2 separate regions of the Homo sapiens genome follow, and region 2 is linked to region 1. Evidence: read pairs that join two places in POLR2A ChIA-PET (ENCODE). Cell type or tissue: Panc1. All regions are shown on one strand. Links, peaks and the distances in the headings refer to the core of each region. The heading gives the core; the rest is flanking DNA.

Region 1 (4,403 bases), core at 270-4,269:
GCTGTTGTAACAAGGCACCAGAGATTGGGCGACTGAAACAACAGAAATCTATTTCCTGACAATGCTAGAAGCTGGAAGTCTGAGATCGAGGTGTCGGCAGGGTTGTGTCCTCCTGAGGCCTCTCTCCTTGGCTTACAGACAGCCATACTCTCCCTATATCTTCGGGTCATCTTCCCTCCACGTGTGTCTGATATCCTGATCTCTTCTTCTTACTAGGATACCAGCCATGTTGCATTAAGGCCCACCCCATCGCCCTGATTTTACCTTAATTACCTCTTTAAAGACGGTATCTCCAAATACAGTCACTTTGTGAGGTCCTGATGACCTCCTTCAACCCAGGAATTTGGGGAGGACACAGTTCAACCCATAATAGGCTATATATATCTAGCATGTATAATTTTTATGATAGAGCAGGGAGAAATGTAATGTCCTCATTTTACAGAAATATGAATTCAGAGAGATTAGTGACATGCTCAAGAGCAAACATTCTTTTGAATGAAGTGAGGTTTATGTATTATATTGTCACCCTTAGGTTTCCAAATCCTTACTTTTTCCACTATATCTGCAACACCACCTTTCTGACTGGAAAGAAAAGAGGCAGGGATTATATCACAGTGGCTTAGGCCTGTAATCCCAGAACTAGGAGGCTGAGATGGGTGGATCACCTGAGGCCAGGAGTTCGAGACCAGCCTGACCAACATAGTGAAACCCTGTCTCTACTAAAAACACAAAATTAGCCAGGTATGCATGCCTGTAATCCCAGCTACTTGGGAGGCTGAGGTAGGAGGATCACTTGAACCCGGGAGGCGGAGGTTGCAGTGAGCCGAGATTGCACCACTGCACTCCAGCCTGGGCAACAAGAGTGAAACTCCATCTGAAAAAGAAGAAAAAAAAAAAGGAGTGCTCTCAGTGGACTTTATCTGATCCTTTTAAGTGAGAACCATCATTTAAGGGATGTTCCCATACTCCCCACAACCTCAGGAGCAGATACCCCTCTAGTTAGAAGTAGAACTCTGGAAACTTTGTATGTATTTTAGTTTTCCAAATACATGTGTTTGGAGTTAGTAGTAAACCCTTGCAGTGTGTGTGGTGAGTGTGTTTGTGTTGGTGGGTGTATAGTGTTGTCTGTGTGAGTCTCCCTGCAAATCAGTGGCTGTGTGGATAAGTCAAAGCGGTCTCCTCCCTCATGCCGTGGGAGAGGCAACTAATGACCTCATGACGACTTCCAATCCTGTTTTGTGTCAAAGCCTTTAGGATCTAGCCAGTGACTGCTACATAGAAGGCAGTCTAGAGATTTGGCCAGAATCGCAGCAAAACCCAGGCCAAGAGTGTGGAGAGGGAGCAAGCCCACTCGAGCTGTGGCCCTGCCTTGCTTATGAAGTGACCTCAGATCACTGCTGCTCTCTGGTCCTCCACTTCCTAATGTGTAATTAAGGAAGTCACACAGTGCAACCTCTATCTTTAAGATCTAAAAAATTTGAGTTTTCTTGTGATGAACAGCATTCCAATCCCACTTACACAGAAAAAAAAAAAAAAAGCTCTGGCTTTAAAAATAAAACATCCAAAAAATTAAGACTAGAAAGATGATATTTAAGAGTAGTATTTTATTACTTTGAAAACATCTGGTATGAATTTGAAATTTCATTTTAAAATTTTTAATAGATTCCTCATTCTGTTTCTAGAAAATAGGTTAAAGTGAGTTGTTATGAAACCATGTTTCTAATTTTTATTTCAGATTCTATATTTCAACTAAAGCTCGCACTTGGGTGAAATCTTTCAACATATCTTTTGTTTAAGAAAAGTCAGAACAAGAATTTCCAAGGTACTGCTTATTTATTATAGAAAACTTAGAAAATATAGAGAAATGTACAGAAGAAAACAAATTCTCTCAAAATCTCAATTCATAGAGATACATACAAGGCATTTTTTAATGTATGTAATTTGTAATTTGTGTGTGTATGTGTGTAACAGGGTCTCATTCTGTCCCCCAAGCTGTAGTGCGGTGACGTGATCACGACTCACTGCAGCCTTGACCTCCTGGGCTTAGGTGATCCTCCCATCTCAGCCTCCTGAATAGCTGCAACTACAGGCATGAGCCACCATGCCAGGTTAATTTTGTATTTTTTGTAGAGATGGGGTTTCGTTATGTTGTCCACGCTGGTCTCGAACTCCTGGGCTCAAGTCATCCATCCACCTTGGCCTCCCAAGTTACAGGGATTACAGGCATGAGCCTCTGTGCCTAGCCATGATGTATGTAATTTGTAAGGTGAGATAACTGTCTTGTTGTTTTGCTTTGTCATCTATGTTTATATTGTTCTCTGTAAATCCTCCACTGGAAAAGTTTTTCCATCCAGACCTGAGTCTCATGAGCTACGGCTAAGATGTAATCACTCCCAAAGAAACATGCACTCTCAACAACATTTTTGACATACTTGATTGTTTACCATTGCTTTGCATGGAGGGGAATGAAATGGACCTTTTAGAATCAACTTGCCCAACAGTGGATCTAGGCCAGGCTGAGAAGAGGGTGCCAAGGCTGACATTTGAGTCTAGACAATGATGTCTCTCAAAATGCATTTTGCCCTGTGATTTTCCCCCAGCTCCTTAGTTTTCTAGCATAATTGATGGCCTTTGTGGGCCATAATCCAAAACCACTACACACAGGAAAAGGGCTGTCAAGCAGCAATAGTATAATAATTCATGCGTTATTATTACCATTTAGAGAAAACACCTATGCAGAATTGCAAGTTGTGATGGGCCCTTGAAAATCAACGTGTGTGCCGAATCCAGGTGGATGCTGTGACCTCACAAAAGCTGTGAAGGTGTGCTATCGCAGAGTGGAGGTGTGGCAAAGTCCAGATTCAAGAAAAGGCTGAAGTCAGCTTGTGTCCCTGACCTGGGATCTCAGCCTTAATCTCATGTTTAGAAGTGAGGCCAGTGCCATTGGCCATTGACATCCAGAAGATAAACTCTCATGGAATGACAGCTGACAAACAGCAGATGCCTTCAGACTGGCAGATTCTTCTATCTTGTGTTAATGCATCTTTATGGGAATTCACAATGTTCTCTAGGCAGGGGTCCAAGTGATAAGCACCAGAGCTTTGAAATAAGATAGTAGAAAGCGGGGTAGGCTGTGCTTTTGAAGTGCATTTTCCTGGCAAACGGAAGATGGCCCTCCTCATTCTGCCAAAGGGAATTCTAAGAGCCAAGATTGCATAAGAGGATTGCATTTTGGATGTTTTTAGGATGTGAGCTGAGGTAGGCTTAGCTCTGGCTCAAGGATTTCAAAGTAACTGACTTGTTTTGTGTACTTTCAGCTCTCTGCAACTCTTGCTGAATTTTGGCATCTTTAGCAGAGCAGGAGCAATCAGCATTGATAAACAGATTTCCTCTTGTATGGGTGCCTTGCCAGTGCAGGGATGTGCAGTGATCTTTCACCCTCTCAGCTTTCCTCTCGATACTGCATTCATCATTTCAAGAGCTTTCAGGAATGTGGGCCGTGCTGACATTTTGTAATGTCTATCAGGAATTGAGATTTTAGGGTAACAACATAAAATGTTCCTAAGGTGAAGGTTTTGTTGTTGTTTTTGTTGTTAATTGCCTACATTATGACAGTTTTGTACTTAATTATCACCACATATCTAGCTGCTTGAAAACTGTTTCTTTTTTAAAAATACAAAGCAATAAAAATATAAACTTAAATTTCTTTAGCTTTAATATATCTTGGTTCACCTCCTCTAATTAATTTGCCATTCAGCTCATTTCATTAATGTATAATAAAATAACAATTTGACATTTGGATAAGTTAGTGAATTTGGGGCTTATGCTTTTCAAAGCTGATACTTGTTTTCTCTTAGGTTTTTATTATTGTATTAGAGCCATATAATAAAGGAAGAAAAAAAAAATAAAAAAATCCATGGGATTAAAGAAGAAATTATGTTGATTAAAATGTGTCATTTGAGCCAGATGTTCTAGAAGGAACTGCATGGGATGTGTCTTTAGAAATGCTCTGTGTCCTCCACTGTGAGAGCAGAAGACGTCTCTGCATAGTCCTCTGTTCAAAACCCAAACTATAGATTGACCAGTACTCTCACATTAAAAAGCAGGGTTTGAAGGATACATTTACCCTCAAAAGGTAACTCGGCACTCAAAATTTATAGATCAGTCTTACCCATGACATAAATCCATGGAGGAATAAAACTTAATTTGTAACTTAGGGGATGCAACATTCAGGTTAAATGTGATAAAAATATGTGATGATGGACTCCCTACAAAGGAACCGGTGAGAAGGTACCCTAGCTACTGAGAAGCATTTTGTGACTAAAGGACCTTATGGGTTATTGATGATTATTTACATTCTACCAGAACTGTTAAAGCCCTGAAAATTACCTTTACACTTTTTT
Region 2 (4,403 bases), core at 175-4,174, 510 kb after region 1:
ATTATATTTTTAAAGTGTGTATATAGGTGTTTATTTTATTAATGGGATTTCTGGTGGAGGAATTACAGGATATTTTCCTCTTCCCCATACTTTTTAACACTTCATAATAAGCATGTATTTTTTAATAACTGGAGAGCTCATGCATGCATATTTATTTTGATAAGTGAGTTACGGTGGTAAGAATTCTGCAGGCTTTAGGATTCTCTCTCAGGTGTAACACCTATTTTAATAAAATCATGATGTATTTTTCCATAGCATTTTTCTTGTATTAGTGAGTTACGGTGGTAAGAATTCTGCAGGCTTTAGGATTCTGTCTCAGGTGTAACACCTATTTTAATAAAATCATGATGTGTTTTTCCATAGCATTTTTCTTGTATTAAAGACTCATTAGCAAAGATGCTTAAGGTGATGAAAAGGTATAGCTATCAAGTAGCAGGGGAAAAGTAGATGGTACCCCTCTAATGCAGTGGAATATATAAAAATGGAAAGTGTGACCCTAGCTGGAGGGAGTGGTTATTAACTGGGCCATATCATTAATAAGACCAACAGAGTTTGTGCTGGAGAGCCATAGAGTTGGATTACATTAGCATAAATCACCTTCTATTACAAAACTGGATAGGAATTATTTCCATAAAGTCAGTTTAACCTAGTGTCACAAGAGGTCCTTTAGTGCTTACAAAATTAATCTCCTGGCATTGAGAATCTGTTAAGGACAAAGATCCATTTCCCTAGTATAGTCACATTTTGTGTTTTTCTGCTTTGTTATTAACTCCATTTCATGGTCTATCGCTAATAACATAGACCAAGAAGTTGATAATAATCAACACATACCTTTGGACTATTTTATTATTCTTCTGAGATACATTTTGAATACTCATAATATGTATTTAGTTGCATAGCCTAAAATATTCAGATTTTCCAGAAAATTATGTACTTTCACACCTGTAATCCCAATGATTCAGGAGGCTGAGGTGGGAGGATCCCTTGAAGCCAGAAATTGGAGACCAGCCTGACCCTAAGACCTCTTTACCGGAAAAAGAAAAAAGTAAGTAAAACTTAGCTGGGCATGATGGCACACACTTATAGTCCCAGCTACTCAAGAGGCTAAGGTGGAAGGATCTCTTGGGCCCAGGAGGTCGAGGCTGCAGTGAGCTATAATCAGGCCACTGCACTCCAGCCTGGTGACAGAGTGAGACCCTGTCTCAAATAAATAAATAATTAATAAAGTGAAAGAAAGCCAGTGGCATCGTGGGATACCATTTGCAATGGAGATAGAGTGATGCCCACAGAGCACCACAAATCAGACACAGAAGCTTGAACTAACTCCTTCTAGACGATGGTTCAGACAATAGGCGGATGGGGAAGAAAGCAACCTGCATCATTTGTGATGAATTTGTTTGCTTGAGTGTGGCGGGATGAGGGAGGTGGGGGAAATGAGGAAGGCCAATGGACCAGTATACACATCTGAGTTTCAGCCCTTACAATCACAAGTGATGCAAGCCCCCTCGTGGAGTCATGTATACCACAGATCATATTGTAACACCTTGGAATAAGAGAGCTTTTATTAAAAAAAAAATCATAACTCTACCTAAGTAGAAAAATTCAAAGTTCCATTTAATAATAAGGCATGAAATATGATAATTGCATAGAGAAATTTATGACACACTTTTATTATTATGCCTTTGCAGCCTACCAGGACTCTGATTCATCAGGCAATTGCAATAGCATGAAAGAAAGTTACCATTGTTTCCAGTTGCAGAGAATGGTATTTTACCTAACAATTAAATAGCAGAGTCAACTGTCATAACAAAAAGCAATAGCTATTATTAGTTCTTCAAATTTCTTTGTGTATTTTCCATCATGAACAAATAGCTGAGATGAGTATAATTTTAACACAAAGCTATTCACAGGTAGGTAAAGATCACATATTTACAATTGCTGTGGCTTAACACTGGCTTACATATTATAAATGCTAATTTTGTTGTTTGGCTAGAAGAGTCCTGTTTTAGTCAAGTTGTTTCTGTTTTGACCAAGGGGCATTTAATCTAAATGCATAGCTATATAATAGTAATTTATAAATATTGTATATTTTAGGGTGAGGTGGATTTTATTCAAGCAGAATGTCATACCTCTCAAACCACATGGAATGATTTTTTAATTTTTGTGAGCAAAATGCTACACTCAATCCAGTACACTACTTTTTACTCTACTGAATAATCTGATAATATCCTTGGTAATCCAGGGCACCTTTTTTATTTTATTTTATTTTTTTGAGACAGAGTCTCTTTCTGTTGCCCAGGCTGGAGTGCAGTGATGCAATCGCAGCTCACTTCAACCTCCGCCTCCTGGGTTCAAGCAATTCTCCTGCCTCAGCCTCACAACTAATTTTTATATTTAGTAGAGAAGAGGTTTCACCATGTTGCCCAGGCTGGTCAGGCCACCTAGTTTACAGAGCATTCTTTCAATCCTTGATAGTTTTAGCCGTTTCTTTCTGAAATATCAATAATACAAAACTAGATGATAGCCCAAACACTGTTTCTTTAAAACAGTCAGCATACAACGCCTATTTAGGGAATTAAATTTTCTTACACCCCTCTACATGTGTTATCTAAGAAAGAAAGAGAGGCATGGATAGGAAGTATAAATTTGGAAGTCCTCAGTACATGAAAGTGTCTACAATCCTAAGACTAGATGTGAATTCCAAGGGAGTGAGTGCAGGGAGAGGCAGAGCCAGGGCTCTTCAATGCTGGGGAAACAGCTCCCTGCACATCCCTCCTCACCCTGCTCCTGCATCTGCTCCTCACCATGTTGCTGTTACACTTCCTGCTCCCTCTGCCCTGGTGCTATTCTTCTGGGTATTCCCATTGTTACCAACCACCTCCTTCATGTCTGCTCAGAGGCCAGCTTTGCAATGAGGCTTGTCTGCTTGCTCACCTCACACTTCAACAATCCCTTCCCTACATCCCAATCCTTCTCACTGCTCTGTTTCTTATTTGTCTATGGCACATGGGACTTCCTGACACACTATGTAATTTATTTTCACATCACATCATTGTCTGTCCCCAGTTACTAGAAGGTGAGCACCCCAAGTGTCTCTTGTCTTCAGCTAGACCTGTGCCTGGGACACAGCGAGTGTTCAATACATACTTGCTGAATAAATAGATAATGAAAAGTGAATGAACTTGGCCAGTGAGCGTCAAAAGGTCAATTTCCACCCTATTTTATTCTTGACACACAGAGTCAAACAGTGAAGATTTTCAAGCAATAGAAAACGCTATGAACTTTGTTTACTCTGTCATCATTATCCACCCAAGCCAGAGATGCAGCAGGGTCTGTTGACTCTATCATTAACTGAGTCACACATCTCCATTTTTATGGCAAAAGAGGTCATCTGAGCCAGACCAGGCTACAGAATCTGGTGTGGGTTTTAAGATTGGTGAAAATATATATAAAATATATGTATATCCAGAATCTACAATGAACTCAAACAAATTTACAAGAAAAAAACAAACAACCCCATCAAAAAGTGGGCAAAGGATATGAACAGACACTTCTCAAAAGAAGACATTTATGCAGCCAAAAGACACATGAAAAAATGCTCATCGTCACTGGCCATCAGAGAAATGCAAATCAAAACCACAATGAGATACCATCTCACACCAGTTAGAATGGCAATCATTAAAGAGTCAGGAAGCAACAGGTGCTGGAGAGGATGTGGAGAAATAGGAACACTTTTACACTGTTGGTGGGACTGTAAACTAGTTCAACCATTGTGGAAGTCAGTGTGGCGATTCCTCAGGGATCTAGAACTAGAAATATCATTTGACCCAGCCATCCCATTACTGGGTATATACCCAAAGGACTATAAATCATGCTGCTATAAAGACACATGCACACGTATGTTTATTGCGGCACTATTCACAATAGCAAAGACTTGGAACCAACCCAAATGTCCAACAATGATAGACTGGATTAAGAAAATGTGGCACATATACACCATGGAATACTATGCAGCCATAAAAAATGATGAGTTCATGTCCTTTGTAGGGACATGGATGAAATTGGAAATCCTCATTCTCAGTAAACTATCGCAAGGACAACAAACTAAACACCGCATGTTCTCACTCATACATGGGAGTTGAACAATGAGAATACATGGACACAGGAAGGGGAACATCACACTCTGGGGACTGTTGTGGGGTGGGGGGGAGGGGGGAGGGATAACATTAGAAGATATACCTAATGCTAAATGACGAGTTAATGGGTGCAGCACACCAGCATGGCACATGTATACATATGTAACTAACCTGCACATTGTGCTCATGTACCCTAAAACTTAAAGTATAATAATAATAAAATTAAAATTAAAATTAAAAAAAATATATTGGTGAAAATGAAGAGGC

What was found. ChIA-PET counts read pairs that join two places held together with the same protein. Peaks named below come from ENCODE experiments on the same cell type or tissue, not always from the same donor. Only the 100,000 strongest peaks of a DNase experiment are listed, where the experiment ranks them.
Region 2: POLR2A ChIA-PET joins it to region 1 with 5 read pairs; 1 of 35 experiments calls an interaction of 5 or more read pairs at or near these places.

The regions. Positions count from the first base shown.
Region 1 is chr10:4,080,554-4,084,956 of GRCh38, forward strand. It overlaps LOC107984195 (a long non-coding RNA gene), which reads left to right. Exons shown (of 10, transcript NR_176060.1): 7 at 1,736-1,822; 8 at 2,131-2,266; 9 at 2,723-2,822; 10 at 3,318-3,697. Among named protein-coding and RNA genes, the nearest start is that of MIR6078, 92 kb to the left of the region's middle. RefSeq lists an enhancer at 2,865-3,377. In Panc1, for the core only: no CTCF peak of the experiment used is centred there; no DNase peak of the experiment used is centred there; H3K27ac peaks cover 2,754 bases.
Region 2 is chr10:4,594,418-4,598,820 of GRCh38, forward strand. No RefSeq gene overlaps it. Among named protein-coding and RNA genes, the nearest start is that of LINC00705, 60 kb to the right of the region's middle. In Panc1, for the core only: no CTCF peak of the experiment used is centred there; a DNase peak (open chromatin) is centred at 1,742; H3K27ac peaks cover 324 bases.